Linked DNA regions of Homo sapiens: region 2 is linked to region 1. The links are chromatin loops, found by intact Hi-C in ENCODE. Cell type or tissue: endothelial cell of umbilical vein. All regions are shown on one strand.

Region 1 (2,500 bases):
CAGAAAGTAAATAACTAGAACAAGGAACAAGCCAGAAAGTGCTAATGCCAGACTTGGAAAATATTCCAATTCCAAGCCTCCTCCCCTGCTTCCAACCCTCAACTCCACCTCCTCTCTTTCCCCCAGGAGGCACCATTACATGAACCAGATCATTCTTCAAACAGGACTGTGGAAAAGTTTGAAGATATTGGAAGTTCAGGCTCAGGGATAAATTCTAAGGAGTATTAAGAAAGTCATAAAAGTGCAAATGGATTTCTCATCCCCAAGCAACTGCCAGAGGGCAGAAGTGACTGAGGTGATTAACTATGCTACCCCACAGAGCCAAAGTGGTTTGGCCACAGGTGGCAGGGGAGTGTCCTCAGTCCAGAAAATAAAGGAGAATGGGAGTATTTTCATCTAACAGCTAAACAGAGGCATGTTTTTAAACCCTGTCTCAAATAATCAAATACCATTCCAAAACTGCATTCCACTTTGAGGAAGGGGCAGTGTTTGTTCCTTTGGTTTTCTGTATTTCTGCATTTCAATTAATTTGTTAAAGTTTAACAAATTAATGCATCCTGTTCTGGTACATGATGCATTCAGTCCTATGGCTATAGGCAAAGGGCTGCTCAATGATAAAATTAGTCCATCTTATGAGGTGTACGATCTTAGTCAATTTATTTAAGTCTGGGTTTTTTTCATCAGTACCAGCAATATGGTTAGGAGATTCCAGGATTTCTAGTCTCTGGATTTGAAGCCAGCCCTCCCAGAATTAAAATCATGTGCTTCCCCTCACATCTATCATGCAAAACCCTCACCAATATTTTTTCTTTTTCAAATGAGTGGAAGTTCTTATTTTGTATTCTTTAATCAGCTGAACAATAACTCACAACCGTTGGACAAAATTGTTTTGCATTATTTAGTAGTAAGGTATTTAATTTAAAAAAACTTGATACATGCTACTTGCATCTCATTAGCATTCTAACGATGTATTCAGCAAATTGTTGTTGAACACACACTAAGTGCCAGGCATTGTGCCCAGGCAGCCATAAAACAATGGACAAGACAGACTCCCCAGGAAGTTTACAATGGTAGTTACTTACAGCTTTTGTTAGCAGCCAAAAAGACAGAGACCCCAACTACTTTGGATTTCTCCATATCCCCTAGGACATAGCTTGGTACACAGTAGACATTTAATAGTCTTCCGAATTTAACTTCAACAATTAATCATCCAGTTAAAAATGTCTACTTTTCTCCAATTAGATGATACTCTACTTATGCCCACTAGGTGGCGATCTTGCTTATAGTTTGCCCACGCTGAAAGAGGCTGCCTTTCAAATAAATACATATATATCCCAGTAGAAGTTAAACCAAAAGACAAAAAAATTAAATTTATTGAGTGCTTATTTAGTGTAATATACTATGTTAGGTGGTATAAGAAATAAAAAAATAAGACATAGTCCCTGCCTGCTAGGGAAAGATGAGGAGGGGCTTACATAGGCCAAAAAAATAAGACCTTTGAATGGATTAATATATTTCGATGCAACCATATGGGAGCCATAGTAATCTCATTATCAGATAAGAGTTATAAAATGGCATGGTATAGCCACCATGTGGTTGGGAACAGATTCAACAGTTCATCCAGTATGTACTTAACCACACCAGTGAAAACACTTGACTGTATCCTGGGTCAGTGCTGCAATACTCCAAATGTGGTTTTTTGATGCCTCTGCTCAGCCATAAACATAAGAGTGTCTGCTTTATCACCCTGGAACGCTCTATCACCCTAGAACGTTTTTTCTTTGGAGAATAAAACATAATCAGTGCCAACTGATGAGGTAGTCCAGTTGAAAACCCCCATGTGCACCTGATGGGAAGATGAAAGGAGAGAAAAGATACACACCATGTAAGGAAACAGATTTCAAACTCTGGCCTTTGAGAGGTGGATTCCACCATGCCCCTGATCTTGTGTCTACCCTGGGAATCTCAGTGTGGATCTGGGACTCATTCTGATACAGAGAGGTAAGGGAGGGCCGACTGGCATCCAAGTTTTCCTGGTAAATGTAACCCAGAGGTGGCTGGAAGATGTGTTGGGGTGAAGAGGTTGTTCATTTTGTTTTCTTTGCTCCTTCACCACCTCCCTCCCCCACCACCACCACCATTTCTTTTTCCCTTAAATCGTAAAAGCAGTAAATCAAATGCAGTATGGGATTGAGGTTTTTTTCCTTTCCATTTGAAAAATCCTTTTAATTGAAAAATCACATTTGGGGAACAAAGTGGTCAAATGACAGTGAATTTCAAACTTGAGAATGCTGACTTGATTAAAAAAAAAATACTGATCTTTCTTAATGGAGGGAAAATCAAGTGCATGCGGCCAGGAGACCTGAGTTTGACTTTTAGCTTCGCCCCTTGCTAATTGTGCAATCCTGAGCAACACCCATCCCTTCTCTGTGCCTCAGTTTCCTCATGGACAAAACGGTATCATTTCTTTCGAAAAGTCGTCCCTGACTCCCCTCTCCCC
Region 2 (2,500 bases), 330 kb after region 1:
CTTTCTTTCAGCCAGGTGGAGTTTGTGTAAATAAACTCAACCCTTTTGAGGGGTGGATTTTAGGGATGCAGTTCTATTGTTTTGACAAATGTATACAGTTGTGTAACTACCTCTATAATCAAGATTAGAACAGTCCCACTGCCCCCAAAAGTTTTAATTTATTGATCCATTTATCAATTGATGGACACTTGAGTTGTTTCCAGTTTTTGGCAATTATTTGCGTTAGTCTTTTGCTTTTTTTGGGTGGGGGATCAGAGAGAGTGGAGCACAGAAGTGTCATCCCCTTCTTCCACCATCTAAGTCTTTTGGGGCTTTTCACCAGTGCCCTCTGGAAGCAAGTGCATTGGTGCAGCTATATTTTTTGCATTTGGGTATCTGCCTTTCATGACCTTTTCCTTTTTTTAATTTTATTTTTTCCAAATTGGGTCCCAAACGTTCAACAGGTCAAGGTGGACACTATGCAGACAAAATAACTCATGTGGTCCACGCTGTGTGCATGGTAGGTGTCAGCTGCTCTTACCGGTGGCTCCCGGATCATCAGCCTTGGAATCAGCCACCATGTTGTTAAAAATGCAGAATCTCAGGCTCCACGCCAGATCTACTGAACCAGAGTCAGTATTTTAACAAGATCGTCAAGTGTGCCGGATGCATATTAAAGTTTGAGAAGCACTGGTATTCCACACTCGCTACTAAAAATATACTACAATTTTCTCATAAGATTTGACCCTTTATTTTAACTTTTTCTCTCTCGGTAGTAAACTCACTTTGTAGTTTGAGTAAAGAACTCAAGTTTTGGTCTGGGCGCTGCATCTCGCTGGGTGTGGAAGCAAAGGCAGAAATGAGAGGGACAAAAGGAAGCAGAGAACAGAGCCCAGGCTGTTAGAAGATCCTCGCGGCCAGACCTGGGAGGCTGAAAGGCTGAGAGACCGAAAGGCTGAACCCTCCGCCGCGCTCGGCGGCCCCTCGGAGTCAGGACACCCAGGGTAACATGCGGGTGGCCACGCGCAGCCCAGGCGCTTGCAAAACTTAGCGGAGCCGGGCCGGGGCCGGGCCCGGGGAAGGCGGGAGGGAGGAGGGCCAGGCGGGAGGGCGGGGACGGCGCGGCGAGGGGCGGGGTCAGCGCCGAGGCCGCGGGGGCAGCAACGACGCCGGGCAGCGGGAGCGGCGGCCGCGCCATGTGGCTGCTGGGGCCGCTGTGCCTGCTGCTGAGCAGCGCCGCGGGTGAGTCGGGGGGCGGCCGGCGAACTTCCCGCGGGGCGCGGGGCGCGGGGCGCGGGGCGCAGCGGCCGGGTGCGATCGCGTCCTCTCCCGGGCGCGGGCCGCTCTCCGGGCGTGGGTGAGCGCGGAGGGCGGACCCCGGCGCCGGGCTGGCCCGGACCCTGCCGAGGGGCCGCCGCGGGGTGCGAGCCGTCCTATTGTGTGGGCGTGCGCGCCGGGTCGTGTTGTGCTGTGTGCGCGGGCGGGGCTCTGTGTGCAGTCCGGGTCTGGGGAGCCCGGCGGCTGCCCCGATTGGGCGTAGCTCGAGTGTGGCTGTGTGTGTGTTGTGTGTGTTGAGGAACGGAGGCGGGGAAAGGAAAGGAGAGGAGAGGAGAGAACTCTTCCCTGGTCTCATCTTCCCAGACGCCTGGTCGCGCGCGGCTGCGTTAGCCTCCTCTGGGCCTCTTCCCGAGTCTCTGGCGTGCACTCCGTGCCTCAGTTTCCCCACCTGCACCGCGGAGGGAGTAGCAAAGCTGCTTCCTTTCATTCCTCTCTGGGACTGTTTGGTTTGGGTAAAGTGAGTTGAAGCAAGGCCGGATCTGGGAATTCATTTTTCCCCACTGATCCTGGGAACCGAAGCTTTATTTAAGACGTCTGACCACCCTACTTGCCCCGCGATGGGCGCCCTGACCGGCGAGGGGCCCTGGGAGAGGACACGGGGCTTCATCCGGCGGCCCTTTGAACCTGGCATCACCACCGCGTGTGCATCCCGGGGCCTGGACCGCAGCAAGCCTCTTTCCCTTCCAGACAGCGTGCTGTTCCCAGGAACTTTTCTGCTGATGTGGGCATGATCCGAATTCCAGCCTGGGAGCCCTTCCTCCTCTGCCCCTGCCCGCCGCCCACAGCTGTCAGCTGTCCCTCCTGGACTGGGCCCGCCCTTGGCCCCTTGACGTTTATTTCTGGGCATCTGATGCCTAGAATGTGGGTGACAGGGCCCAGTGAACTTTCTTCAGCAGAATCTTGCCTGCCTGGTGTTTGTGCCATCCACATGTCCAATAGCTGCCCTATTTTGCCAAGTGCTTCTAGCAGCTTGGCTGTCGAGGTGTCTTTGGTGGCCTGTGGGTTTGCTAAGTTGAGGCTCACTTCATTCTTAGCTGTGCCTTGGAGTTATGAATGCGTTAAAGGGATATCTCCTCTCTTCCTTGATGTCCCTGGTCCTGGGCATCCTCACAGCCCACTGGGCAGCCTTTCCTGCTCTCAGACCCATGACATCATCTCCACTCCTCTGATACCCCATTTAGAT

What was found. Hi-C counts contacts between places; a loop is a spot of excess contacts. Peaks named below come from ENCODE experiments on the same cell type or tissue, not always from the same donor. Only the 100,000 strongest peaks of a DNase experiment are listed, where the experiment ranks them.
Region 2: a loop joins it to region 1, with 5 times the contacts of the local background. A loop is called at or near these places in 22 of 110 quality-filtered maps.

What each region holds. Positions count from the first base shown.
Region 1 is chr11:35,615,097-35,617,596 of GRCh38, forward strand. No RefSeq gene overlaps it. Among named protein-coding and RNA genes, the nearest start is that of FJX1, 2.1 kb to the right of the region's middle. In endothelial cell of umbilical vein, a CTCF peak has its summit at 1,249 (motif pointing right); a DNase peak (open chromatin) is centred at 1,285; H3K27ac peaks cover 81 bases; H3K27me3 peaks cover 263 bases.
Region 2 is chr11:35,942,924-35,945,423 of GRCh38, forward strand. LDLRAD3 (low density lipoprotein receptor class A domain containing 3) reads left to right here and starts at 1,139. Exons shown (of 6, transcript NM_174902.4): 1 at 1,139-1,221. The coding sequence starts at 1,176. RefSeq lists a silencer at 1,050-1,489. In endothelial cell of umbilical vein, no CTCF peak of the experiment used is centred here; DNase peaks (open chromatin) are centred at 908 and 1,498; H3K4me3 peaks cover 1,540 bases; H3K27ac peaks cover 909 bases.